7 separate regions of the Mus musculus genome follow, and all the other regions are linked to region 1. A link is a loop called in an ENCODE intact Hi-C map of the cell type or tissue named here. Cell type or tissue: heart. All regions are shown on one strand. Region 1 holds the start of Add3 (adducin 3 (gamma)). Region 2 overlaps Mxi1 (MAX interactor 1, dimerization protein). Region 3 overlaps Add3 (adducin 3 (gamma)). Region 4 overlaps Add3 (adducin 3 (gamma)). Region 5 overlaps Xpnpep1 (X-prolyl aminopeptidase (aminopeptidase P) 1, soluble). Region 6 holds the start of Xpnpep1 (X-prolyl aminopeptidase (aminopeptidase P) 1, soluble). Region 7 overlaps Mxi1 (MAX interactor 1, dimerization protein).

Region 1 (4,000 bases):
CTATAACATCTTCCAGAAGTGCTCGAAAAGAAACAATTCTATCAATGAGTCAGCCTTGTACCTTAAATACACAGGTCATTCTACTGGTCAAGTAACTTCATTTTAAAAGGACATATTACACTGTACTCTTACTAGAAGTCTGCCAAAACCCAAATCAGTACATGTTCAGCACACTGAGGATGGAGTCCATTCTAAGAAAGGCAATCATTTCATACTGCTAACTCTAAAATTTCTATAATTTTATAAATCACTGTAAAGAACTCACACATGTTTATGTAGCTCATCCCAAGCCCCAGAGTCTTATCAATTCCTTCCTGAGCCTGGCTCCTAATCCTCACTCAAAGCCTCTTGGCTGAGCTAAATCCCACACCACTCTAGCAAAGTCAATTCCAAGAGCACATGTGCCAAGGATATTTAGTGGTTTTCCTTACACTCCCACTTTAAACGGGCATCTACTTGCAATTAAATCTCTGCAACAAAAAAAGTTCACCTGAGGCCATTCTTGTCATTTTAATAGAGGCCTGGTTTAATAGTGGCCTTGCCTCAGCTATTACATACCTCCAAAGAGGTTGGAAGTGCCCCAAACACCAGCAAACCAAATCTGCTGCCAACTGGGCTGTCACCCCGCAAGGAAGAATAAAGTATCAGGAATGCTTGAAAGGTTATAGTGTGTGTGTGTGTGTGTGTGTGTGTGTGTGTGTGTGTGCGCGCGCGCGCGCGTGCTCGTGCGCACTTTTAGTGTGTGTGTGCTGGGGAGGGTCACACTGATTAGATAAAGTGGTTGAACAATTTCAACTTGTGACTGAAGTTTCTTAAGCCACGAGGGGGTAAAAAAAAAAGAAGAAGAAAAAAGAAAACAACAAATCAACACGGTCTTCTTCCACCTTCTCCAAGCGCGGGAACCTCCCACCGTCCCCGCGAGCACCTTCGGGGTCAGCAAGGCTCCCCGCAGAACAGGATTTTGCAATCCCACGCCCTCGCTGGGGGAAGCCGGGGACGCCCGGGTGAGTCCCGGCCCACTCTGCGGCGCCGCACCCCGACTCCTCGCCCCCAGGTCTGCACTCCTCGGCCCCGTGGGGCTCGCGTTCCCGCCCCGAGCACGGTTCACCTGAGGCCGCGCGGCCAGCCAGTCCGAAGCCCCCTCGGCGTGGGAAGCGCGGCGGGACCCCGGGCCCTCCGCTCCCGCAGGATTACCTCGCAGCGCAGCCGGCTTTGTGCCCACTCCTTCGCCACCGCCGGGCTGCAGCGGCCGCCCGGTCCGCCGCAGCCGCCTCTTAACGTCGCTCGCTCGGTTCCCGAGGAGAGGGCCGGGAAGGGAGGGGGCGTGGAGACGCAGGACCTGGACGCCGAGCCCTCGGCAGCGGGAAGTGGCGACACCTGGTCGCCGACGCGTCTAGCTCTCGCTGCTTCAAAACATCATTTAAAGCCCTTTCCTCTCCCTCCAGCCCCTCGCCCGCACGACCGTTACCGGCGGGCGCCTCGCGCTCTGGCGGGACCAGCCGAACTCCCCACGAACGCCCTCTGGCCCGCCCCTTGGGCTCCGCCTCCACAGGGTCCAGGACTCCGCCCCCTACAGGCTTAGTCTCGCTTAGCACCCCGAAGGCCCCGCCCCACAGGCCTGAACGCCTTGGCCCCGCCTACCACAGGCCACGCCTCAGGGCTCTTGATTCCGCCCTCTACAGGCTTGACCCTTCTAGTACCCCAGCTTCAAGGCCCCGCCCCATGGCCCGAGAGCTCTAGCCCCGCCTCTTATAGGCCACGCCCCAGCAGCCTTCACTCCGCCCAGTACGGGCTGGGCCCTCGTAGCTCAAAAGCGTGCCCCTGGTTCCGCCCTTCGCCAGCCCAGCGTTTTTGCTCCGCTCCTAATAGGCCACGCCCCCAACAGGCTCTCGCAGGTCCAGGCCCCGCCTCTGCTGCCCCTTGAGATCTCTGGCCCCGCCCCTCGAGGCCCCCCTTCGAGCTGCAAGCTCCGTATCCGTGCAGCTGCGGCAGTGGGGGCCTACGTGCTCCGCAGGCGGAGGGCCTGTTGCAGGGCGCCTGCCTGGCGCCTCTGCAAGGTCTTCCTCCCTCAGTGCAGCTCCGATCCGCTGCCGGAGAAGGAAACGACCCCGAGAGAAACCCGATTGAGAGTGGGAGGGTGACGCCACGGAAACATCTACCTCCCCAGTCCTAACGTGCTTCCCCCACCCAGTGAATCTCAGCTGAGCCGTAGCTTTCAGATTGAGCTTCTGTGGCCCACTGAGGCCGCTGGGTTTTTGGGGGGAGAGGCCACAATAGTTGGACTTCAGCTCGGCTCCCACAGGAGGGGGCCTCGATTTTCTCTTCAGCATATTTGCGTTTGGGGGAGCCTCCCGCCTTCACTCACTCCCACAGAGGGACGGGGCAAGGGCCTTTATATTCATTTGGACCAGCCCAAACTCTGCACTCCTACTTTGGCTAATTGCCTCTTAAACCTTCTGAGAGCTGACCTCTTGGGAGATGAAAAGTCTAGGCTCCGCCAGCAGCCTTCAAAATCTGTCTAAAGCCAGGCAAACTTTGCAACACTCATTTGCAGAGTCGGGGATCCCTCCACAGGTGACACTGGGCTGCCCACCCCCGCCTCCCAGACGGGTTTCTCACCCCAACCTATTCTCGAAATAGACCTCCAGGCACACGCTCGCTGCTCTCCTCTGCCACCCACGACTTGCACACCACTCCGGCACACATGCCCTCTCCACTGCACGAATTCACCCTCAAGCACACTCCTCCCAACACCATTCTAGTGATTCATGGTCCCTGGGGTTAACCCCACCCTAACACACACAGCAAACTTCATTTCCCCACCCTTATCTCCCGTCCTTTCCAAGGCACTGGCGACAGGCCACTTCATTTCCTTCCTCATCTGCAGGCTCTCTTCCCCCTCAAATACTTCGCGCCAGCCTCCTCATCTTCATCCCCTTTCCCAAAAAAAAATGTGCTAATTAAAATGTAGTTTCCTCTTCCCACATACGAAGTGTGGCAAATGAATAGCGTTCTTGGCAAACGCTGCAATTCATTTATCCTCCTTTTCTCTCTCCACTGGACTAAAGCTATAGAAATTTTAGTCTGCCACTATCACCCATTTGCTTTTTTTCTAAAAAGGAGAGAGAGACCATGTCTTCTTATTTTTAAACACTCAACATTCGTGGGGGAAGTCTTGCTAAGCTTTAAGGAGAAAAAACGGCATCTAGGAAGCGCTCAACCCATCATTTTATTTGCCATTTAAAAATATCTGCAGTGTTTGAGAGCGAGATTGGGAGTGGCTGTGTTTTCTGCATTTAAAAAGAAAAAGAAAAATGCTCTGCATGCATTAGGTTAGCCTTTTTTACGCATAGCAAGAGAGGAAAAAAAAGTACTGTAGCATCACATATCATATAATAGTCTCTCCACTACCCAGAACGTGTGTGTGCCAGACAGAACTGTAGACCCCAACCCACCTCCAAAGGACTGCAGATTCACATAACGTTTTAAGCATGGCTGATGGGGAGTGCATTTTGCCACCATTGCCTTTCCCACGCGTTATGAACAAAATGGGAAAGAGATGTGCTTACCTGCAGGCGATCCGAAGCTGCTTTGCCAGCAGGGGAGCCGACGTGTGTCCGTCTTCCCCGGCTTAGGTGTGGATTCTGCAGTGCTGCACGGGAACCCACTGCAGCCGCGGAGCAGCGGCGGCGGCTGCTGCTTCTCCCAATGCTGAGTTGTAAAGTGTGTGACTTAGAGACTCCACGGTTGCCGTGAGGCGCTGGCTTAGAAGAGAGGAGGCAGAATCTCTCTTAAAGGAATGGGTTTGGTTTTTCCTCTCCACTGTTGCTTCATCAGATGTAAAGGGCGGGGGGGTGGGGGGGGTGGGAGGGGAGAGGAAGATCAGGAAATTTTTTTTTAGACTGAGCAAAACAGTACAGCTGTGGGAGGTCAAGGTTAAAATTAACTGGGTGAAGGGAGCGACTCAATGAGAAATGCTAGAAGCACTAATTTTAAAGAG
Region 2 (4,000 bases), 230 kb before region 1:
GTGGTACTGACACTGTCTGCTTCTCCATGGGAGAACTCTGTGCTTTCCACATCCACTTCAATCTCCTCTGCGGGAGGAAGAAAGAGAAAACAAAGGGGGGCATTAATAATCTGCATGTGCACTTTCAGAAGTTAGAGAGGTTATCCAGCAAGGTTATCCGTGCTCTATCAGGGACTCTCCTGCAAAGAGCAATCTGGTATACAGTGGTGGTCTTAATTTAGGCAGCAAGTTTACTAAAACCCTTTTGACGCCAGTCCGTCTAGACCTCCCACTAAAAGCGCTTGGCCTGTTTGGGAATTAGTACTTAATATTAAAAGATCCCAACCCAAGTGGTTTAACAACATCTGTTTTACATTAAACCAAAAACTAATTCACAGCTCTGTTTATTAATCAGGGTTGCTTTAAAGAGGTTGGGGTCATGGAGAAATAAAATTAAAGATAGAAAATTTATGTTTAGGCATCCGAATTTTTTGGTGGTGTCAACTCTCTATCATAGATCATAGGTGGATCTATGGATTTCTATGGATTCATCAACAAATTCTGAATAGTAACTAAAATAAGCTAATCATAAAGTAGGTTTAAGGGGTTTGCTTTTGATTTTCTTGCATGAAATATAGCTTCAAGCCATGTCCCTCTCTCATGGTAAGAATTCTGCATTTTCTTTCTCTCTTTCTTTCTTCCTTGCTTCCTTCCTTCCTTCCTTTCTCTCTCTCTCCTCCCTCCCTCCTTCCTTCTTTCCTTTGAGATCTGTTTACTTATGTATATGAGTATACTGTGCACTGTGGCTGTCTGCAGACACACCAGAAGAGACACTAGATCCCATTACAGATGGTTGTTGAGCCACCATGTGGTCGCTGGGAATTGGGAATTGAACTCAGGCAGGACCTCTGGAAGAGCGGTCAGTGCTCTAAACTGCTGAGCCCTCTCTCCAGCCCCCAAGAACTTGGCATATTTTAAACAGAACTTTTTCTAAGTCTAAAATTTATTTCAAAATAGAAAGAATGTATATACATATATGAAAAAAAATTGTGGTTCACAAAGGCACTGCCAGAGAATGTTAGGGTGCACAAAGCCCAAGCTGGGGGCTGGGAGTGCGGCTGGGCTCACTCTTCCTAACCTAGCACATGCTACTCGCTGGGTTTGCTCTCTAGCACCAAAACAACAGAAGCTAGACGACAGTACTACATTGGTTAGTGAGAGCCGATGCAGTGTCTACAGTCTCCCCGCCCCCACCCGTCTCGGAGACTCAGGACTTCCTTAGAAAGAGAAGCTGCCTACCTCGCTCTGAATCCGAGCGATCTGAAGAGATGGTTGATCCAATGCTGTCCATTCGTATCCGCTCCATCTCCTGAGGCCCCTGCAGCTGTTCCAGTCGCCGCTTTAAAAACCTCTGTTCTCGTTCCAAGTTCTCTAGCTGGTGCTGGCTCTTCCTCTCCGCTTCTTCAAGTTTCTAAAATGAAGATGTTTTATTCACACCTGTAGTCCAGTCTAGTACAGTAAAACTAATTCCTGCCACAAATACACATATGTGGGTATGTATGTACCCTTGCATATATAAATACTGAGAAACACTTGCGTTTTAAACATAAAAACAGTGGTCTTTTTCCTGTATGGATGCTATGTTACTTGAACAAATGAAGTGAACTATAAAAGTCTGTGAGGTAAGTTCCACAAAGAGAAACCTCCTGCAATGTGGTATTCAGTGGAAAATTACTGAGAGATAAAGCCAAATAACAGCATCTCCGCCAGAGGGCGCAGCTGCCTTCCTTCAGGGTATCGGAAAGACCTTCCCCAGCATTCTCAGGTCTAGATGGCCACGCTGTAAATTTTTTTCATTTATTCGCATCATGCTGCCCCACTGGATCGCTGGTGAGATTTTACAGCCGTTTCTCTGGAGGGCAGTTAGTGAAGAAGAGGACGGTCTAGTGAGCTGTACACGACACACACAGGAATCAGTGCAAATATGGAAAGAAAGATTCTCACCTTGATGTGTGCTTTGGCTTTGTTGAGCAAACCGAGTGTTGTGTGCCTGGTGCAGTCTGGGCCCAGCGGGATCAGAACTTTCAAGCGTTCTAAACACAGGCGCAGGTGAGCTCGTCTAAGAAAGATATCAGCCAATCAGCACAGCCTGGAGAGCCACTAGACACACACAGCAACTTTGAGCTATTAGCCAACAGCCATATTTCACTCCCAACTTTTTAAAGTACCTGCACGGTAGTGGCGCCGACCTCCCGCCCCACCACTCTGCCCTGCAGACAGAAGTCACTTTAGATTATCAGCCCCCATGAACTCTGTCAGACAGCGAATTGTCTAGGCCGCTCCATAAGCTCCGTGCTGTGCTGTTACTAAAGCAATCGAGCTTGGTTTCCCAATGCCTGAGAGCACAGGCTGGAGTACCGGTTTCAGCTACGGTACCTCAAGGAGCTATAAAACGCACTAAGGTTTCCACCTCCTTCCACCTTTTAATTTTACAGACACACACAGACACACACACACACACACGCACAGGCACGCACCCACACTGTTCAGTAACCGCAGCCATCCCAGAGGGCTGGATGTTGTTTATGTAGAGGCAGAAGGACGTGAACACTTCCTGATCTTCAAACATTTTTTCAGTCCTTTATAAAACGTCAATTTCATGTCCAGCGCAACATGGACGACAAAACTGTGCCTGCGGTGGTGGGTTTCACACCTGTGTTGTGAGCGGGCTGCTGCTCATTCCTTTCCCTTCCGCCCTCATGAGCTACCCTGTTTTCCCCACAAGGAACACAGGTGACAGAATTACTTGCTTAAAGTCCCGAATTCTCCGACAGACCATTCTCTGGGAAAGTCAGAGGGAATTTCTCCTGGAAATGCTCCAGGAGAGCCTTGTACACTTGTGGTCTCCAACTATGACCATGTACATAATGGGAGGTGCCAAACTCTGCTGCTCTCCACCTTTGAGTCTGTTCTTTACCAAGCGCTAACAGTTCAGCAGGGGGCTGTAGAGATGGCTCAGTGCTCAGAGCACTGACTGCTCTTCCAGAGGTCCTGAGTTCAACTCCCAGCAACCACATGGTGGCTCACAGCCATCTGTGATGGGATCTGATGTCTTCTTCTGGTGTGTCTGCAGACAGCTACAATGTACTCATATACATATACATATATATAAATCTTAAAACAAGACAGTTCAGCTGCGTGCAGCACGTGGACTCCTTTGGGGCTGTAACTGAACTTCTACAACAGTCTCAGCTGTATCAGGGATAACGCAAGCCCCCCACTTTCCTCTCAAAGGGGACTTTGAGTTTTAATACACAACAGTGATGTCAAGTGACAATTTCCAGTGCAGGAGTTGAGAGAGGGGCGGGAAAGGTGTAAGTGGTCACCTGTGTCACTGACAAGCAAGGGTGATTGAGGGCAGTGAGGTCAGAGGTTTGGCCAATAAAGGCAGGCCCAGCCACAATCATCAAACAATCAGAAGCGAATTTCTAGTCCTTTTACCGAATCTGCCATCTCAAGTCTAGCACTTGACTCTGCAACTTAATGCAGATAAAAGACTGCTTCGATTTCTCTGTATTTAACAAGTTAAAGGCTGCTCTGCTCTGCTACCTACCTAAATCTCTCCGCTGAGGAGCTGCACACGAGCAGGCTCCTCTTGCTAAGCAGACCAGAATCACCATTAAAACCACGCACCATGTGAAGGCGCCTTCGGATTCTACAGTAGGATTCTACACTGTGGTTTCTGCCTAACTGCGCTCCATAAGACACGGCTCGAGGGTGACACACATGCTGGCCATTTTCTTATTAATTAGAGGCTCTGCTCTGAATTCAGCCTTCTACAAAAGAAAGCAACCAGAAAAATGAAGGAAGTATGTCAGAGGAACACTTCTGCCGATTTTGTTCAAACTGCTCAATTCCAAAAGTTTGTCCGTGCAGCAAATTATCTTTTAACATTTTAGGTTTTTTTTTTCCTTTTTTTCGAGACAGAGTTTCTCTGTGTAGCCCTGGCTGTCCGGGAACT
Region 3 (4,000 bases), 75 kb before region 1:
CACACACACACACACACACACACAGAGTCTCAAGCAGCCTTACAGAAAGGTCTGTGTGACAGGGAACTATGGTCTTTTGCAGAGCTACAGAAGTGACTCATTTTGGCCCAGGTCAAACCCCCAGATGACAGCAGCCTGGGTAGGAGTCTGAGCCGCCAGTTTATAGGAAAGCAGAAGCTCTGCCCCGACCATTCAGCTAAACTGCTTCTCAGTCCCTGCCTTTCAGAAACAGTGAGGTAATAAGTGAGGTAGCTGTGTGAGCTGTTGGGATGGTTTGCTCCCTGGCAAGAGGGAGCTAGGAGAGGCCGATGTATCACTTCCTTTAGTGGAAAGTCTCTGCCCCTTTAAAGGAGGGCTCTCAGCCTTCCCGTGCTCTCAGCCTTCCCCTGCTGTCTCCCCATACCACAGTTCCTTACCTCAAGGTGACTCCCAGTCATAAAACCATTTTTGCTGCTTCATAACTGTAATTTTGCTACTGTTATGAATCATGATGTTAATATTATATACAGGATATCTGATATATGATACCCAAAGAGGTCGCAATCATAGGTTGAAAACTGCTCCTTTAAAGGAGAGGTGAAAACTGCTGTCACAAGTCATGGTGGAATACAAACTTTATAAATGTTTTTCCAAATTTTCATGAACAAAATTTAAAATTTATTAGGTAAAGCTCTAAGAGGGAAACATTCTAATTTAATTTATTTATTTTTAAATTCTAGCCTTTTCATTCTTTTCTGAACAAAAACTGATTATTCTTTTGAGCAGATAAATGCCTGTTTTTTCCCATTATTTAGGTTCTCTAGGACATAAATAAAATTCTTTTAATTTGTTAAAAATGGAAATAGATGCCTGGCAGAGGTAGTGCATACCTTTAATCCTGGCATTTAAGAGGCAGGATTTCAAGGTCACCTGGTCTACAGTGAGTTCCAAGATAGCCAGGGCTACACAGAGAAAGCTTGTCACCAAAACAAAACAAACAAAACAAAAACCCCCCCAAAAACCAAAAAATAGATAAAAAGGAAATTATATATATATATATATATATATATATATATGTGTGTGTGTGTGTGTATACATACATACATATATATATATATATATATATATATATATATATATATATATATATATAAATAATAAAAATAAAAATATTCTCAAAGCTATGATGTCTTTAATGGAAGAATACTAGAAAACTGAAGAACCTGGCATATAGATGTAGCCGGCACTTTTTCCATTTTCACTGACTGGTCCTCTGGGGCATTTATCCTTATTCTACAGTTCTGAACAAAATGTGGTCTTGATTTCATTCTTTCAATTACTTTACAGTGTAGGTTACAAGAATCATTTGGGTGTTAAGTGAGCTCATAGCCATGGGTTCTTTAGGCTTGAGTACAGCAAGGCCCAGCGCATGCGCTCCGTCGTCATCATCACTCTGGTTTGTGTCTGCTCTATTTGAAAGGCGTCTTTTAAACTGGCACTGCACTTAAGAAATCCTTCAAAACTCGCACTGCTTTGTAACGTGTCGTTCAATGCTTTCATCAAGGCCGCTGGTAAGGGAAAATTACTCGGAGTGGAATTCCCCTTCGGCATTGGACTCAACTCCTGTGATTAAATTCACAAGGGCACATAACAAAATGATTTACCAGGCCACACTGGGCAGCCTGGATGGCCACACTGGGCAGCCTGGATGGCCTGTGCTTATTTTAGCAGCTACACTGGAAACCTGATATAATCCTAACCTAGATACCATGTGCCTAAGAGTGCTAACTCTCTGCCTTAGGAGCCAGCCCTGGGATCTTCATCATGCGTGAACTTATAAATCCACTTTGCTTCTCCAATCCAGCGATTCTCTCATTTCCCATCGCTTTATGTGACCTGTGAAATCCCACTAAGGCAGTGGCTCTCAATCTGTAGGTTGTGACTCTTTGGGTTCACAGGGGTTGCCTAAGAGTACTGGAAAACATAGGTACTTACATTATGACTCATGACAGTAGCAAGATCACAGTTATGAAGTAGCAACAAAATTAATTTTTTGGTTGGGGTCACCACAACATAAAGAACTGTATGAAAGCGCCACAGCGTTCCGTAAGGTGAGAACCCCTGCACTAAAGCGCTGAAGGGATGTAACAAGTCACTTCACTATGACTTAAGTCAGCTACTGTGCTGACAGAGTCTTCTGCTGCTGTTGGCCTAGCTAATGTGGATGTGCCTGCATGAGTTAAGAAAAGGCTACCAAAGCACACAAGTTCTCAGCATCCTGAAGTCTTTCTATTCTCTTATGGATGACAAGGTAAGGTGCCCAAAGGGACACAGAATGACGTCATCAACACACCTAGCTTGCTGGCATGACGTGAGTGTGCTTGCCTCTCTACTCAGATAATGTCTTATCAAACTGTCTCCCCAAACTCTCAGTAGAACCATCGGTCCTGCTTTAGATGAAATTACACCCAGAAACATACAAAGAGAATGTACACTGCTGAAATGCCCGCGTGCTGCTGTTAGAGTTCCGGACATGCGTTTATGCGTGAGTCTGCTCCTCCTGTAAGCACACTGTAAGTGCACTGTCTCCCCAGCCCTTCCTTACTGCTCCATTACATCAGAGCAAGGGCCCCAAGGAGGAAGAACGGCTGAGAGCTCTGCAACTCACAGGGCTCTGCAGGATCTGAGTGACTCGCTTCCTCTGCTCCATCATATTGAAGTCCTGTCGTAGATCAGGAGACATGTTCCTCTCTCGAAGGTATTCCGGATCACTTTCATTGATTCGGTCAAAATACCTCTCTTTGTGAGGCATGCTGGGAGGAGGAGGCGTGGTAACCACAGCTGGGCTGGTGTCGGAACTCATGTCTCCAGTCGTCTTCCTCTCTACAAAGCAAGCACAGACAGGGGACACTCACTACAACGCCTTGGTGAATTCACTCTACAGGAGCCAAGTACAACTTTTAAACTCTAGCAAACAAACTTTCTTTTAAAAGCAGCTTCGGGACTGGAGAGATGGCTCAGTGGTTGAGAACACTGGCTGCGCTTGTAGAGGAGCTGGGCTCAATTCTTAGAACCCACACAGAGGTTCTCAACTGTCTGTTACTTCGGTCCCAGAGGAGCCTCTTTGGCCTCTGTACCAGGCACAGATGTGGTGCATACATGCAGGCAAAACACCCATATACATAAAATTAAAGTAAAATCTAAAAAAAAAGAAGAAGAAATGAAAAAGCAGCATCATGGAGAAAGGTCGCTTGATGGAGCCCAAGGGTTGGAGAGAATTGCCCTAGTGCACTCGTGGCCCTGGGCGTGACTCCCTCCCAGCTCTTAGAAAATTTAAGAAGGCAGCTTCTCCAAACATATTAGAAAAGTTTTTTATGTAGAAAAACATTTTTTAACAACCACAAAAGAAAATAAAACTTAGATTATAATGCTGTTAGAAATTACTATTTTCAGAGCTAATGAAAATTCATGTCTAAATACTGAATTTTTTAAACAAAATATATAATGTTACTTATTTTAAATTAATTTAAGGGACTGGAGAAATAGCGCAGTGATTAAGAACAGGTATTGCTCTTGCAGAGGACTCAGGTTTGGTTCCTAGTACCCACCTCAAATAGCTCATAAATATCTCTAACAAAAGCTCCAGGGATCCAAAGACCCACAAAACACAAGCCCTGTCCAGTACATGCCCATACATGCACACACACACACACACACACACACACACACAAATACACAGTTAAAAACAAAATTAAATATTTAAAAATAAAACTAATTTAACTTAAAATGTAGTCTAAGGTCAACTCATTTGGATTTGAGGAGGAAAACAAATTTTTATAATTTGACCAAGACCCTGGTAAAATTCAGGTAAAAAAAAGTCATCATCACGTAGTTGAGACATCTTCTTTGTCCTATTTTGATTTTAAGCCTATATATGTGCATCTTCATGTGATCTACTGTCTCCCCAGGGAGACAGTATGCATGTTTGTATGCTACACCTGGAGGCCAGGAGCAGGGGAGT
Region 4 (4,000 bases), 52 kb before region 1:
ATGCCTAGCCATACTTGCCCATCACAGCTACTTCTCTAGAGAAGACCTTCCAACCTTCCCATGTCGGAGTGTGTGTGTGTCAGTTTTCCTGAACAAGGTATGGCATGAATGAGGAGAAATATGTCCAGTATTCGTACAGCAAACAGGAAAGGTGTGAGGACAGGTACATATAGGGCCTGGTAAAAATAGCTACTCTATTCTCTTTTTATATAATGTAATTTTAAGAAAAATAAGAGTGTTAGTAGATATTAACTACTATTGATTTTTAAATAAAAGTCCCAAATAAAAACACATTTTAAAATAATTTAATCTCACAATTAACAACAACCTGGCTACCAGGCTTGGCTTTGGCACAGCTGTGAAAGCTTAAGTCCAATGCTCTTCCCCACAGGTAAAGCACAGCACAGTGGGCCAGTACACTTAGACTCAACACTTTTCAAAATGAAACAGAAAATGCCAGATTGTTTTCTATATTACAGGAAAAGTTTATTACCAAGATAAAGTGATACATATGTGGGTTGGGTCTCAATGAAAAATATATTGGAGGAAAGTTTAAAAGATACTTAGTCAAGTCCATACAAACAGCAACTGCAGGCTGAGTCCAGACGGTACTCAAGGAAGGCACACAGTTACACCAGACAAGCCGGCTGCATTTCTACTTGGAATCCATTTTCTGGGTGAGCTGACACATAGCATCCCAGGTACTAGAACACAAACGTCTTTAAGTTCCTGAAAGCTACATCTAATGCAGGGCTTTAGTTTTCTTGTCATTTATAAGAATGAACCTAAATTGTGAGCTAAAGAATCTTTGCTCAGTTCTAATACATTCTCTACTGATGTTTCTGGTTTTTCGTTACAAAGAGATTTAGAGCCCTCTAACCTGGGAAGTATCTACGAGTGCTAACCCGGATTCCTAATTTCATAGGTGAAGAACATAGTGTCCAAAATAAGCTCATCTCTTGATTGCCTTCTCAGTGACAGCAGACTTACTTTATTCTTCCCTTCTGGCCAAGTTAGAAGACAGTTAACTTACAAACAAGTGACAGAGGAAGCTGAAGCAAGGTGTTGGCAGGAAGTTTAAGAACAAAAAAGATGACACAATGTCACGCCAAAAGCTCTAAAGAAATCTGCGGGTTTCAATATCTGAATATGATTTTGACTGGGGCAGGCTGTTAAACTTGCTTGCACTGAATGGGTGTGTCTACCCCTGAAAGGACATAGTGAACAATAACACAGAGATCCATCACAAACCCCAGCCTCTCTCGACATGCCCACATCGGTCAGTACACTGTCTCTCTTGACATGCCCACTTCGGTCAGTACATAATTGAACACTTTATAGGCATTGAAAATCCAGCTACAAACAAAACCCAGACTTCTGAGAAGAGAGGGTGAAAAAAAATTGCTCAATACAGACCTCACTGAACAATAATTCTCCTACAGTTCAACTCACCATTCACGTCACAAATTCTAGAGAGAACACAGAGGCACGGAACCAACAGAACTGCCCAGGCATGGAGCAGAACTCTGGGCTGCAGCCTGCCCCAACTCTTCCAACAAATACCCAACAGCAACAGGACAAAGCATCATTATGACAGAAAGAAAGGCCCTTTAGAGGCTGCCTTTTTTTTAATTCAATGAACCCACTCTTACACACAAAGTTCATGTCACGATGTCTCGAAATGCAGTGCTGTCCAATTATGCTGTAAAAGTGACTAATAAATTCAGTACAAAACCCTCCTGTTAGCACTTTACTGTTAGACACTTGCACACTTGGTAGACTACTAGTATTTTCCTTCCTTTAAATAGTCAATGATAACCACAAAGAGTTGAAAGCAAGACCAAGTAGATCGATAGCATGAGAAAAAGCAGACAAATGACCTAAAATGACGAGCTGAGCGAGAAGCCACAGCTTACTTCCCAAGTACAGCGTGCTGCTGGTGACTGGCACAGGGTTAGCCAACCTCCTCAGCTTTGCCACCTAGGCTAGGAGCTCTTGGTAATTGAATACACAAGCCACTACTTACAAAACCCCCGATGCCTCTGCACATTTCTGAAACTTGTTTCCGTGTGGCAATTCTGATGCAACGCTGCCCTAAAAATGATCTTTGTTTTAAGCAGCAAGATATCCACACAATGTGGTTAGTGCAAGGGTGGAGCCCGCTCTGGGGGAAACAACACACCCAGACAGACTTCAGTCAGAGCAAACTGCACATTAATATTGCCACAGCATTTTCCAGGGCCCCAGAGTCAAAATTCATTGGTTAATTCTTCTCAAAGAGACAGGAAAAGTCCATGTCTGCAGATCGGCTTTCCTGCCCCCCACCGTGGCATCAGCGACAGGCCCATTTCTTGCTGAGAAGAGATAGACTCATTAGGCAGCCCATGCTGCTCAACCCTCACACGGGTGGGTGGAAGTCAACTACTGTTAAGGAAGTCCAACCATGCCAGCTTCTAAGTTTAGCAACAGCAGTTTTTACATATCTCAAGGTGTCAGAAACATCGCTGGCTCTAGAATATTACTTTAGGGGACTTGAACATAACACAAACTATTTTTTCCTCCTTACCAATCCTCTACTTTTAGCAACATCGAAACAATAAAAGCATTACATTTCCAATTAACAAGAGTTGTCTTCAAAACAAGGATGTCAGACTGAATAGATGGCTCCCTAGGTAGGGTCACTTACTGCTACAACTCTGATGACTTTAGTGTAATTCCTAGAACACACACAGTGGACTTCTACAAGTTGTCTTCAGACCTCCATACATGAGCCCATGTATGCAAACACACACATACACACACACACACACACACACACACACATGAAAAAAGAAAAAATTAGAGAGGCTTCACAACTCTCATGAAATTAACTCAATGTGATCCCTAATCTGGTGTGGTTTTGACCTACCAGATACTGATATTTCATCCCTACAGAGAGGTGCCATGTTCTAGAGTTCTCTTTCAAATGGATGTGGTCAGAAATGTCTGCTCTGAATGTGCTCAGAAATGCCTCTGAAGACCTCAGGCAAACCCAGATCCACTAAATGCCACACACAAAATGACATGGAAGGATAATTTAGTGTCTGCTTCCTGCCACACAATCTACAGAACAACATGTAGCATCAGCCTTATCCACCCCATGCACACCTGAGAAACCTCTGCAGCTCACAAACGTCTTTGTCCCCAGAATTAAATACCCCTGAATCATGGAAAGTTAAAAAGATTCTTGGTTTAATTTTTACCTTAATATTTGTTTGTTTGGTTTTTGAAATAAGGTGTCTACGAGTAACCTGGACTACCCTGGAACTCATTCTCTAGACAGGATGGTCTTGAACTCAGAGATGCACCTGACACTGCCTCCTGAGTTCTGGGCTTAAAGGTGTGGGTTACCAGAAAGCTTATAAATTTTTTAAAAAAAAAATATATATATAAAGGGAAAAGGATATGATTTATGGACTTTCTCTGGTATGTCATTGAATGTGTACATACAAGAGAAAATAATTTTGTTGATGATCACTAAAATAAATCATACTTCAAAAAATTTCACAATAATCTATTAACAAATTTTATAAGAATTTTAGTTTAAAATTTTATTATATGACTTTTTCCAAATAAGATATTCGATAGAATACAAATATAAGTACTATATAAAAATCTTTTAAAATAATTTTCAGTATTAAATTTATTATAAACAATAACTATTTAATTGGTTTTGAACAAATACCACTTTCTGCACATATGCATTCAGAGGCTCAAGTTAGTTTTTCATTCTGTAATCATACAATTAAATAAGTCTCTCTGATTAAAATATCAGAGAGATATTTTAAAAGCATGTTTTTTTATGTTGCCATGAATTATTTACATATAATGTAAAACAAACAACAGAAAAGGTTTTGAGAGAAACCCAGGAAAATGTTTAATGATCAATGTCTTATTACCCTCCACAACTGTTATACCCTCATATTGGAAGGACAAATCACTACGGAATACTGGACATCTT
Region 5 (4,000 bases), 120 kb after region 1:
GGGTTTCTGTTCCATTAGCCCAGTGTTGCGCTACACTCTGTACTATCTGTATGTTTATGGGTAGAGAACATTCTCGTAGCTAAGCCGAGCCAAGTTTATCTTGATGTTCTTAGTCCTGGGTGTGCTGTTCTGCGCTGCTTTTATTCTCTTTATCACAAAGGGAAAATCTGTGTCCCATTGAATTTTAAATGCTTTAGGTGTGGCCTGATAAACCCTTCAGGAATGATAAGAAGGCTGGCCAAAGGACAGGGCTTCATCTCTAATGATCCTGGGATATCACTGTTGAAGGTTTTTTCCCTCAATAAGGAAGCTGAAGCCGGAACCCCAGGAAAATGCGTTACTTAGCAGCATCCTAAAAACAATAAATCAGGCTTGCTCAGGCTAGTCACTAGCTGCAGAAGTTGCTGTCTAGACTTCAACAATTTACATATACTGACATTCCTTTATTTTTTATTTTTTTGAGGCCAGGGAATGCACGACATGGCAGTGCATGTGCACAGCGCCATGTGCCTGGCACCGCATGTGCAGAGCGACACTGGGGGGAAGCCAAGCTTTGTGTGTTCTCTGTGTCTGCCTGCCTACTTAGGGGCTGATACTGGACAGATGCAGAGGCAGGTAGCTCTCATGTGGGCCCAGGGGACGGCCTCGGGTCAAAGGCCCGGATGCCACACTTGCCTGTGTAGCCAGCTGCATGGTTGTTAGATTCTGAGTCTCAGCTTACGTGGTTGAGTCACAGGGCTGCTGTCAGCAAATGCTGAAGGCAGGTTCTGCCCCCTGGGTGTCGCTGTGTGGGTTGCTGTTATTGTTACTGCCACCTTTATAGGAGCGAACGAGAGGCCCCTTAGAGTAAAAAACTAGACAAGCCACGACAGAGATGTGACGACACATAAAGGCCTGCACATGTGTCAGGGAAGGGCCAGCCAGCGCCATCCAGGAGGAACTTGTGAGGTGTGTGCAGCCATGTTGTAAGATAGTAAAATACTTAATAAATTAGTCACACCAGGGTATCAGAAGAAATGATCATTTTCACATATCAGTATAAAGAGTATAGGTTACTTTTTATAGGAAGCATTCATATATGGTAGTTTCTATTTATAAAACACCTCAGTCCGAATATGGTTTCGAGCATTTAATCTGTATTTACCTTTCATTAAATTTATAGTTGACAGGGCTGGAGAGAGATGGCTCAGCAGTTAAGAGCACCGACTGCTCTTCCAGAGGTCCTAAGTTCAAATCCCAGCAACCACATGGTGGCTCACGACCATCCGTAATGGAATCCGATACCTTCTTCCAGTGTGTCTGAAGACAGCTTACAGTGTACTCATATACATAAAATAAGTAAAATCTTTTAAAAAGAAGTTATAGTTGACAAAGTAGTCTCACATACCCATGCTGTCCTAAGCATACCTGAAAGGCTTCTACTAACTGAATCTTGGGTATCTGTTTTAGAACTACATTGCAAGTGATTAAAATGAGATAAAATGAAATACAGTTTCAGGCTAGTAAGAAAGTAACATAAAGCCAGGCAGTGGTGGCGCACGCCTTTAATCCCAGCACTTGGGAGGCAGAAGCAGGCGGATTTCTGAGTTCGAGGCCAGCCTGGTCTACACCATTAGTTCCAGGACAGCCAGGGCTATACAGAGAAACCCCTTTTTCGAAAAACTGAAAAAAAAAAAAAAGAATAAAGTAACATAATAATAAACTACTTTTCAAGTGCTCAGGACCACCTGTGGTGAAGCTCTCGTCATTTACAGCATCGGTCTGTATGAGTGTGGAATGTATTCCTAGCTGAGAGATTTCTAAGACAGCAGGATCAAGGAAGTGCAGTTAGTTGGACTATGGGCAGTTAGAATTTGGAGAATACTGGGTAAAGAGAGACAGAGACATAGAAAGCACACCTTGGGCACATTAGTCAAGGCCATCCACCTGTCATTCTTTCCTGCCGGTGACCTTGACCCCCATAGTCAGGAGTTTTTGAGACTCTCTTACAGCCCAAACTTGGTATCATAGTGGAGGATAACTCTGAATGGGCAATCCTGCCAGCCAGGATTGCAGTGTCCCACCCTGTCTGGCTGAGATGAGGTCTGGTTAGCAGGAACAAGAAGGCAGTATGACCAGTAGGGGCGCTCTTGAGTGTGGATCGGAGGAGGGAGAACAGAGAAACCAGGGGATCCCCGAATCTGGGTGAGAGGTTCTGAAATTGAGCATCGGTGCCCTAAGTGTGAACTGTGCAGGCAGAGAAGACTCAGCGGGTGTGGTCCAGGGGTGATGAGGACTGCACCAGCAGAAGTGCATTTCCTCTTTCAGTTCCTGTGGAGAGGCACTGCATTGTTGGGGTAACTCCATTAAGTGGGGCTCTGTGTCCTTGCCAGGCCTCTGGGGACAGGGAGGAAGGGCTGCTTTGTGTGTGACCTGCTCAGCGGCCTCCTCAGCAATAGAAAGGCTCTGTTCTCTGCGACTCCTGACTGTTACATTTCAGCCTGATTCAAGGTTGGTGGAATTCCTCCTAGGCGTGGAGAACGGAGGGCGGGCGTTATGAAGGGGAATCTTGAATTCTGTCCTTTGTGTACTTTCCAAAATACAAATACACCCACACTGTTCCCTAGTGGAGATGAACCAGACGAGCCCCAAGTGCAGGGTTATGCAAGGACCTGGCACTTGAGTGGTCAGCCTCTCTGGTTCTCTCTAATCCCAGAACAAGGCCCCAGGAGCCTTTACAGAGGTGATCGGTAAATGCTTTCCTGTGCTGTCTCAGGCAGATTCCGGGATCCCTGGGCATCCGCAGCTTCAAGCCAGGACAGCCACTGGATGGGGCCAGGGCTTTCTTTCAGAAATCCTATCTTTCTTCTTATCTGAAAGGCCCTGTTCTTTGACTTGGCCTAGACAAAGGGTCACATTCTGTCGAAGCGAATTTGTTAATATGAGGCTTTGGCGGGGTATGTGGTTCTCTTTCTGGAAGTCACGAATCAGATTTTCCTAAACTGTATTTTTTTCTCCTGAAAAATCATACCTCCTCAAATCGGCCTCCTGTTTTGTTTCTTAAACCTTATTTTTTAAAAGCTATTTTATTTTTTTAAAGATTTATTTATTTATTTTATGTGTGTGAGTGCACTATAGCTGTACAGATGGTTGTGAGCCTTCGTGTGGTTGCTGAGATTTGAACTCAGGACCTACAGAAGAGCAGTCAGTACTCTTACCTGCTGAGCCATCTTGCCAGCCCTTGTTTCTTAAATTTAATCCTGGGGCAGAGAGGTGATTTTATCCACTGGTTCATTAGAGCCAACACCTGTGATGGCAGTGCGTCGTAAAGCCTCGGGCCTGCTTCTGTGAGGTCTTAGGTCTGAGGTCATGTAGTAGAGAGTTCCTGTTGATGAGGGACTTGACCTGGGCTCCTTTGTCAACACTGCTACCTTTCTAGCAAAGGGAGGAATTACTGAGAGATTTTTTTTTTCGAGACAGGATTTCTCTGTATATATAGTGTTGCTGTCCTGGAACTCACTTTGTAGACCAGGCCGGCCTCGAACTCAGAAATCCATCCGCCTGCCTCTGCCTCCCAAGTGCTAGGATTAAAGGCGTGCGCCACCACGCCCGGCTGGAGAATATTCTTCCATTTAAATCTTGACCCAGCCATTCCTTCCCATCACATGACCTACCTATGGGACCTGGGAAATGTCCAGTGGCCTGGCTACACTGTGGCGTTTGTCACACTTTGCTTACGCTTGTTGACGCTGCTCCGTTTAGGAGAGGAGAGGTGCCTGGGCGTTGACCGGTGTCTGGCTGTAAGGAAGGAGCTGATGTCTCTGTCCACTGTCTGCATGCGGAACTCTCCTAACACAGATCTCCAGCCATGGGGGCTTAGTTTTGTGGAGAACCGAATGTGTGTGAGGCATGGTCCAGGTGCCTGCCCTACAGGAGCTGAGTGTCAGGGCGGGGATCAAGGGCCCCCAGAGTGGACTCTGATTCAAAGTTTCGTCTTGTGGTGGCGTTTGCTGTCCTTGTC
Region 6 (4,000 bases), 100 kb after region 1:
GACCTTATCAGGGGAGAGAGGAAGCTTAGCAAGGCTACCAGGCTATCTGACCTTGGGGTGTTGGGGGCAAAGGGGGAGGCAAAGGTAGGACATGGGACTATCCCTGGGCCTGTGTGTCCCGGGGCAGGAGGGGAACAATTGGACAATTGTCAATCTCAGAATCTCAGGACAAGACTTGACTGCCCCACCCCAAGTCCCATGGCTCCGCACCCCGCAGGCAATGAGCTTGACTGCTGAACACCCCGCTCTTTGCAACCAGTAAAATGAGTACAAATGAGTGCTTGGGTCACTGGGTTGTCGCGGGCTAGACAGATCGGGTTCAGTCTGTGTCAGTGTGTCTACCTACGCGAGGTCACAAAACCAGAAAAACCACAGTTAACCCTTCCTGGGCTCACCCTCTGCAATGTTTTTAGAGTCTCCTTCCTGGGACTTCCCGAAAGAACTTGAAGATGATGAAGGTGGCTTTGCTGTCTTGCAAACAGGAACTCAGGTCTGGTTCAGGGACTGCCCAGTGCTGCTTTCTCTCCTTTCTCCTGGGCAATTATGACTATGGGTGCTGCTGCGTTTTGATTGCACTTATAACTCTGCCCGCACTGCCAGATTTCTCTCTTGTTATTCTTTTGGGCGTGGGCAGGAGCCAGTCCTTGTTTACAGTCTCATTTTGGCTCCGCAGGCTTGAGGAAATGAACAGACATGCTGTGTCACACACATTCTTTTCTGGCTTGTCTACGTGCTAACCTAATGCTAACCGGGACTTTCAGTCCTCCAGGACAGCTGAACCCGTTGGATACAAGCGTACTCGGACTTCACCAAGGTCGACGTGGGATGGGACACAGCTTGGTTTTTAAAATAGGTGCTCACCTTCATTTAGTGCCAGGTGTTGTCCTAAGCACTAGGGACATAACAATGAACAAGAGAGCCACTGTGCCGGAGAAGTGTGCAATCTGGGGACATTTATTTCAGCAGCAAACACGTGAGGATGACTGTCAGCTTCTGCCCATTAAAAAAAAAGATTTTATTATATATATATATATATATATATATATATATATATATATATATATATACACACTGTAGCTATCTTCAGACACACCAGATGAGGGCATCAGATTTCATTACAGATGGTTGTGAGCCATCATGTGGTTGCTGGGATTTGAACTCATGACCTCTGGAAGAGCGGTCAGTGCTCTTAACCGCTGAGCCATCTCTCTAGCCCTCCTGCCCATTTTTAAGCAACAGAAACAACTCTTGCTCTGATGGCTATAGTATGTGTGCAGGGTAGAGAGACTATCCTCAGAAGATGAACTCCGGTGAACAACAGTAGAAGCTGTGGGAAAGGGGCCCGGATGGGTCCAAGCGGTTTACAGCTTTAAGCAGGTTTCATCGAGGAGGTGACACTTGACGGGACTGTGAGTGTCAAAGATAGGGAAGGCCAGCTTAGGTGGAGTGAGGTGACCTGTGAGCTGTGATTAAGAAGAGTCACTCCAAATGAAATGGGGACTGCTTAGTTTCTTTTCCCGTCGTTGTGATAAAACATTCTGGCGAAAGGAATTTGAGGGGTAAAGGACTTCTTCGGCTTCCAGTTTCCGTTCATCTAGTCAGGGAGCCAGGCCTTACATCGGTAGTCAAGAGGCGAGAGTAATATATTCATGCTCGTCTTCAGCTCATTTCCATTGATTTTATACAGTCTAGAATCCTCTACCTAGGGAGTGGTTCTGCCCGTCTTAAATAACACAAGACAACCCTCCAGCCAGGCCCAGGGGCTTTTTCTCCCAGGCGATTCTAGAATGGTCAAGTGGACACCTCAGGGTAGGTTCGGTCTGGCTTCTATGCAGGCGTCACACAGGTGAGGTGGAAGTGATGCACCCCAGATAGGTGACGTGATGGAAGTGGGTGGGGCTACGGATCTACTTTGAAGCCAGGACCAAGCGGATCTTGGGCAGATGGGGCATGGACCGGGGAATAAGGCAGATATTACGTCAAGATTTTTGCCCTTAAAACATGGAATAGCCACCGACTGAGATGAAAAAGCCCTACGTGAAGAATGTTTTTGTTTGTACATAGGGTTAGGAGCTAGGTTTGGACGCTTTAACGCCCGATCGTTAGCCCAAGTGAGCAGTAAGTTTTGAAGCTGTTGGGAATAATCATTTGGAAGACATCTCTAAGGTCTCAGCAAGTTATATCCTGATCCAGTCAGTGTCTCCAGGACCCTAAAATAGGTTCTTGCAGAGCTGGCCACGACTCTCTCGTCTTAGCTGACCTAAAAGCTGGAACAAACCGGAGAAGCATGCAGCTTCCTTAGCTGGCAAAACGCCTGTCCTTCCTCTTAAATGGAGAGGAAGATCAGTGACGACTGACCGGCGCCTCTCCCAATTGGTTGCACAGAACACCACACCCTCTCCAAGCAACAGCCCAAAGGTTTTGGAATTCTGACACTCGGCCACGCCCACTCCGGTGAACGGGCGGGGTTTACAGCGGGGCGGAGCCTCTGCGTGAGCACGCCACAGAGGGGAGGAGTGGCCTGCCCGGTGCGCGCGCCTGGCCGTGGGTGATCAGCTGGTCTGCGCTCCCCTGACGTGGGCTGGGGCACGTCACCGCCGAATGGCAGCCTCCAGAAAGCCGCCGCGAGTAAGGTGAGGGGACTGTGCCGGCTGACCGGCATCCGGCGCCCGGCGCGCGAGCTGCACCCCCGGGAGGGTAGGGACGAGAGGGCGAGCAGCGACGGGCCCGCGGCCGTCCGGGGATGGCCTTGGCTAGCGGGGGTTGCCCCAGCGGGAACCGGGGAACGATCTGTGCAGCCCGGCAGGACTCAGCTCGCTTCCGGCGGGGCCCCCGGGCACCTCCGGGCGGCCGGAGCCGGTCCAGGGACCAGTGTGACCGAGGAACTGCCTCGCTGGTCCCGGGAAAGCGGTGATCCTTACCACCCCCGACCCTGAGGGGAGGCCCTGCTGTTGCAGGAAGTTGGTCCCTCTTGGATCCACCCCGGGTACCCAGAAGTGATTGTGCCCCTGCCCTTTTCCTTCCTCCACGGCGGCGATCTAAAGTTACAACCCTGATCATTCTGATGACTGCATTTTACCTCTTGATTCAAACTCCCAACAGAGACAGGCAGCCGTTGTGCCCTCCCCACCCAAATGGTCTCAGGGGCTGTATCAGGAAACAGATAGGCATAGCCTTCCGGAAAATCCTCCTGGAGCCTGCTCTGGGTTCTTCTTGGACACAGGAAGTGAGAAGACACTTCCCAGACTCATGTTGAACATGCTTTAGTGTATCCCTTCTGCACCCGAACCAGGCACACTTGGTTATTTAAAGTGGGAGATGCTAAGAACATAAAACCAGAATTAAAACTCTGAGGGGATGCACAGGGGCGTACCCATCCTCTCAGACCAGTTGAGTCTTGAAAGAACACATGAGGCACCGCAGCCCGACTTGTGAAATTCCGACCATATTATGCCTGTTTCTGTGAGTGGACAGATCTCAAGCCTACCTTGACCCAGACCTGGTCTTGTCACAGCGTGTTAAGTGTGACCAAGAAGTTTATATATGCACGATGGTGGGTGGTGTGGGTAATTGTCCATGTGGTTAGACCTTCCTGGACGTCTTCTGCTGGAAATAAAGTCAGGCAATTGGATAATGATGTAATGTCAAAGGTTCGGAGGCAGCTTGAGGACCACACCACAGTCGTTGCTGGATCCTGGATCCGTAGTCACAGTATTGGGGGTGGTCAGTGAACGTCAGATGGTAGGCTGAGAGGGAGGGTGCCTTCCGGAAGTGGTAGAATTTCAGTGCCATCCAGTGTACAGATGAGGACCCCTTTCAGTTTAGAAGGTCAAACTGAACTCCTTGAAGGAGGCAAATGGAGGCTGGTGGCTGTTAGTGAAGCCAAAGATAGTCGAACCAATCCTGGCACCAGACTTGTCTTCCCCGTCTCACTTCTAGCTCCAGTTGTGTTCAGCTCTCGCTTGGGCAGACTTTTTCCTTCCCGCAGGTGGTGAGAGTT
Region 7 (4,000 bases), 190 kb before region 1:
TCCTTCCCCCTCCTCCTTAACAAACGGGCCAGGCCCATTAACATACTTAGGTATTTTTATTTCTTTAACAAAGCCCTTGTTTCTCTTATATCTTGCTGGGGCCATTTCTAATTTTTAAAAAATTCTTCTCAGACTGCCGTAAACTTGGGGAGAGAAATGAAAACCCAAGGTCCCTCTCAGCCTGTGGCTGCGAGCATGGGTGCAGGCCACCAAGTCCCCACTCACACTCCTCTAGGGATAGGGACACTGTGATTTCAATCTCCTCTGTGGGATTATATCATCCCCTTCTGCATACAGAGCCAGGGCGGTGTGCTCTGGTGTTGGCATTAGAGAGAAAACAGATGCAGATGTATAGGATTAGCCCAGAGTCTGAGCCCCTCCATTCCTGCTCCCTAATGCCCACCTCCCCACCCCCACCGCCGCCATCCTCTCCCTACCTGTTGGCAGTGCTGGTGTTGCTGCTTCCACTGCTGTGTTTCTGTGCCCGGCTCAACCTCCGTGGGGGCTTCGAGTGCTGTAGCCGGGGGCTCGGCATGGAGGGGAACGATGAGGCGTAGCCATGTTCACACTCTAAAAACCGTAAGAGAAGAAAAAGGTTTAAGAAGAATATACATACCCAAATGCACAGACCCACAGATCCAAAGTTCTTGTCCTGACACTTTTTTTTTCCTCAAAGTAGAAAAGGTAAAATGTGCCTAAGCTCTGGTTAGAAGATAAAATCCTGCTGTTTAGCCATCCCTTTAATCCCAGCACCCAGGAGGCTGAGATGAGATCCCAAGTCCAGGGCCAGCCTGAGTTACGTGTGGCAAGACCCTACCCTAAGGGGAAAAAAAATCCATTCACTGTCTGAACATTAATCTGGTGACATACCCCAGACCCAGCCCACTGCCAAGAGAGTATATTGAAAGTCTTCTAAAGCAAATTTCTCCTTCCTCTCCAAATCCCTTTCCTCCAAGAATTCTTTAAGGCTCATTTTTTTCTTACATGTACATAAGTGTTCAGAAGTATATATGTGCACCAGATGTATGCATGCTTTCTGGGAAGCCAGAAGAAACACCAGTTACCCCCACCCATTCACTCCAAAAGATTTCACGTGCCTTAAAAACAAAACAAACCAAGCCAGCCAGGTGGTGGTGGTGGTGCACGCCTTTGATCCCTGCACTCCGAGGCAGAGGCAGTCAATCTCTGAGTTCGAATCCAGCCTAGTCTACAGACTGTCCTAAGTTTCGGACAGTCAAGACTACACAGAGAAACCTTGTACCGAAAACCAAAACCAACCAACCAAAACAAACAGAAAACCCTTGGTTTAACTACAGTCACCTCTTCGGTGCCTCTGTAGCCTCCACACTTTTGCGTGCCCCAACTCTTCCGATCACAACTTCTCGGGAAGGACCTCCTCTCTCCTGACAGAAACATTTAGGCTCTTCACGCTCCAATACCTTCCTCAGTCTCCCTATTCCTCCACCCACCTCCACCTCCACCTCCACCTCCAAGGCAATCCCATCTCACTGCACTTCGGACGCTCACAATAGCACTGTGCCCCTCCCGCAGCTCTTCGGCGGGCATCACTCCCACCCTACTCCTCCCCCGGCTCGCACAGGCTCCGCCTCCTGCACCCACACCTCCCCAGCGCCCACCCCCTTCAGTCTCCAGTGCAGTCTCAAGTTGCAAGAGCTCTTGGTCCAGCGCCCTCCGCCCTCTCCTCCGGTCCGCTTAGCAGCCGCCCCTGCGCGACTCGAGAGTCCTTCCCTTGCAGCCCAGAGCCACGCACGGGTCCTCCCCTAAGGCCCCCTCTCCTCTGCCTAAGCTCTCGCCCACACCTCATGCATGCACACACACACGCACGCACACACACGCGCGCACACACTCACACACACGCCTGCCCTCGCTCGCGAGCTTCTTGCTCGCCTCCTCTCCGGAACTCACCTGCACTCCTGAGCAAGAACCCCCACCGTCCCGACGCACCCACCTCTCCAACCGCGCGCGGACTTCCACGCGCGTGCACCCCACACGCACGCACATTTCTCCCCACGCGCGCGCGTGCTCCTCTTGCCGCGCGCGGGGACGCGCTTCACCCTCACCGGTGCACGCACTTCCAACACCACACGCGCGCACCTCCCCTCGCCAGCCGCGCCAGTCACGCCGCTCTCCACGCGCGGAGCCCGAGGCGGCGGTCGAAGCGACGGCGTCCAGCCGTTACCTCGCTCCCTGCGCTCCAAAAACTCCGCGGCCTCCAGCAGGCGCTGCACGTTGATCATCCGCACCCGCTCCATGGGCTCCGCGCTCCCGCCCCCGGCCGACAGGAGGCGCCACAGACGGCTACAGTCCCACGACGACTCCGGACATGTGCGGCGGGCGGGCGGGCCAGCTCGGCCCCGGCTCGGCGCGCTCTCCGCCGCCCTAGCCGTGCCCGCCGCGCCCGCCGCGCCGCCTGCAGCCCGCGCGCGGTTTGTTTACTTCTCCGCGCGAGCACGGGGGAGGGACCGGAGCAGCGGCAAGACCCGCCCCGCCCGCCCCTTCCGCTGCCCCCTGGGAAATGTAGTCCCGCCCCCCCACCCCCCCGCCAGTGCACGTCGGGTGCCGAGGGACATGGGCCGCCTCAGTACGCCTGCGCATGGTGGACTCCGCGATGGCCTCCGGGAGATGTAGTCTTTCCTTGGCTTTCCTTTCCTGGTTCCAAGGATGGGGAGACTAAAAATTTACATGACTTTGCTTCTGAGGAAAAGACTTGGGTCTGCTCCCAAGGACACTCATTTCTTAAATGACGCTCAGGGCCTAAAGTCCTCTCTCTATTGCTTTCTTGTGGAACTTCAATGCCTCGGTTCTCTCACCCTCTAAAAGAGGAGAAAGTAACAACTACAAAGGGCAGGGCCACAGAAGTAAATAAATAAATAAATAAATAAATAAAATCGGAGAAAGTAACAACTACAAAGGGCAGGGCCACAGAAGCAAATAAATAAATAAATAAATAAATAAATAAATAAATAAATAAATAAAATCGCTGTTCAAAAACATGAGATCACTTAATGAGAGCCAGAGAGTACATCCATTCGGTCCTTCTTTCCCTCAGTCTTGACACTGACAAAAGGTTTTTCTAGTCCCTTCTTCTTTTTGAACTGATTCTTCCCCCACTATACCATTAGTGTTTTTAGACTGAAAACCTGTTCTAACGATACAAGGAAAGGACATAAAGATTTTGTTCTGGATTCATACTGACTTCAGTTCAAACCGGAGCTCTGGCTATGTGGACTCCAAGCTTCTTTTCCCCTCCTATATAAGATGGATTTATCTCTTCCACGTATGCATCATGGTAAGGCCAGACACGTGCCAGGCACTGAACCAGACTTGTTCCCAGGAAACACATATTCAGTAAGCTTTATTGTGAAGTCTAACTGAAATAATCTCATCGCTGAGGGTTGCTCCTCCCAGGCTCCTCTCCTGAAGTGTAACTGACATCAGGGACAGTAACTAGCAGGAAGCACACTAAAAAGCAGCCACTTACTGCCCTCAGTCACCACCCTCTTCCTATGCCCCGCTTCAAACGGATGTCTTAACCTTGGCACTAGCGATGCTTTGGACCCGATGGTTCTGTCCTGTACATTGTTGGATGCTCAGCAGCGCCCCTACCCCCCACCCACTAGATGCCAGTCTCGCACCACCACCCTGGGGCATGACAACCAAAATACCTCCAGATATTGCCACACATCCCCTGGGGCACAAAAGCACCGCTGGCTGAGAACTTTCTGGGGGAAAGCAAACACAAGATGGCTGGAGGCGCTGCCTGTCCAGGGAGCAAACTGGGAGCTGTGGAAAGTAGCCACAGTCTGCCTCACTCTGATCCTGTTGATCTGCTGGGGGATGTCCAAAGTGACAGAGCTCTTGGTGAGGAGACAATGTCCCCTTCCTGTGGTCATGTTATTGGCGAATGAAGTTATCTCCAGTGAGGTCACAGGCTACGAAATTCTGCCAGCCCTTTTAAATACTGCAGTTGGCACAACAT

What was found. Peaks named below come from ENCODE experiments on the same cell type or tissue, not always from the same donor. Only the 100,000 strongest peaks of a DNase experiment are listed, where the experiment ranks them.
Region 2: it touches region 1 in a loop (2.1-fold over the local background); 6 of 42 quality-filtered maps call a loop at or near these places.
Region 3: a loop joins it to region 1, with 2.5 times the contacts of the local background. A loop is called at or near these places in 13 of 42 quality-filtered maps.
Region 4: a loop joins it to region 1, with 3 times the contacts of the local background. A loop is called at or near these places in 11 of 42 quality-filtered maps.
Region 5: a loop joins it to region 1, with 2.3 times the contacts of the local background. A loop is called at or near these places in 12 of 42 quality-filtered maps.
Region 6: a loop joins it to region 1, with 5 times the contacts of the local background. A loop is called at or near these places in 17 of 42 quality-filtered maps.
Region 7: a loop joins it to region 1, with 2.0 times the contacts of the local background. A loop is called at or near these places in 7 of 42 quality-filtered maps.

What each region holds. Positions count from the first base shown.
Region 1 is chr19:53,140,284-53,144,283 of GRCm38, reverse strand. It overlaps Add3 (adducin 3 (gamma)), which reads right to left and starts at 1,528. Exons shown (of 15, transcript NM_001277100.1): 1 at 1,195-1,528. In heart, CTCF peaks have their summits at 1,591 (motif pointing left) and 3,598; DNase peaks (open chromatin) are centred at 1,753, 2,723 and 3,683; H3K4me3 peaks cover 4,000 bases; H3K27ac peaks cover 3,842 bases.
Region 2 is chr19:53,367,640-53,371,639 of GRCm38, reverse strand. Mxi1 (MAX interactor 1, dimerization protein) reads right to left here. Exons shown (of 6, transcript NM_001008542.3): 4 at 1,984-2,098; 5 at 1,279-1,450; 6 at 1-67. Among named protein-coding and RNA genes, the nearest start is that of Smndc1, 21 kb to the left of the region's middle. In heart, a CTCF peak has its summit at 1,742 (motif pointing right); a DNase peak (open chromatin) is centred at 1,749; H3K27ac peaks cover 1,130 bases.
Region 3 is chr19:53,215,663-53,219,662 of GRCm38, reverse strand. Add3 (adducin 3 (gamma)) reads right to left here. Exons shown (of 15, transcript NM_001277100.1): 2 at 2,648-2,862. The coding sequence starts at 2,842. Among named protein-coding and RNA genes, the nearest start is that of Gm52402, 8.9 kb to the right of the region's middle. In heart, no CTCF peak of the experiment used is centred here; a DNase peak (open chromatin) is centred at 1,682; H3K27ac peaks cover 250 bases.
Region 4 is chr19:53,192,480-53,196,479 of GRCm38, reverse strand. The region is part of intron 1 of Add3 (adducin 3 (gamma)); the gene reads right to left. Among named protein-coding and RNA genes, the nearest start is that of Gm52402, 14 kb to the left of the region's middle. In heart, no CTCF peak of the experiment used is centred here; a DNase peak (open chromatin) is centred at 2,239; H3K27ac peaks cover 1,843 bases.
Region 5 is chr19:53,018,476-53,022,475 of GRCm38, reverse strand. The region is part of intron 2 of Xpnpep1 (X-prolyl aminopeptidase (aminopeptidase P) 1, soluble); the gene reads left to right. Among named protein-coding and RNA genes, the nearest start is that of Mir6407, 9.7 kb to the right of the region's middle. In heart, a CTCF peak has its summit at 2,118; DNase peaks (open chromatin) are centred at 2,205 and 2,535; H3K27ac peaks cover 944 bases.
Region 6 is chr19:53,037,147-53,041,146 of GRCm38, reverse strand. Xpnpep1 (X-prolyl aminopeptidase (aminopeptidase P) 1, soluble) reads left to right here and starts at 2,577. Exons shown (of 20, transcript NM_001374834.1): 1 at 2,577-2,633. In heart, no CTCF peak of the experiment used is centred here; DNase peaks (open chromatin) are centred at 276, 1,856 and 2,476; H3K4me3 peaks cover 2,559 bases; H3K27ac peaks cover 3,027 bases.
Region 7 is chr19:53,327,921-53,331,920 of GRCm38, reverse strand. Mxi1 (MAX interactor 1, dimerization protein) reads right to left here. Exons shown (of 6, transcript NM_001008542.3): 2 at 438-570. Among named protein-coding and RNA genes, the nearest start is that of Gm30541, 3.1 kb to the right of the region's middle. In heart, CTCF peaks have their summits at 2,279 and 3,569; DNase peaks (open chromatin) are centred at 1,740, 2,430 and 3,740; H3K4me3 peaks cover 1,784 bases; H3K27ac peaks cover 2,150 bases.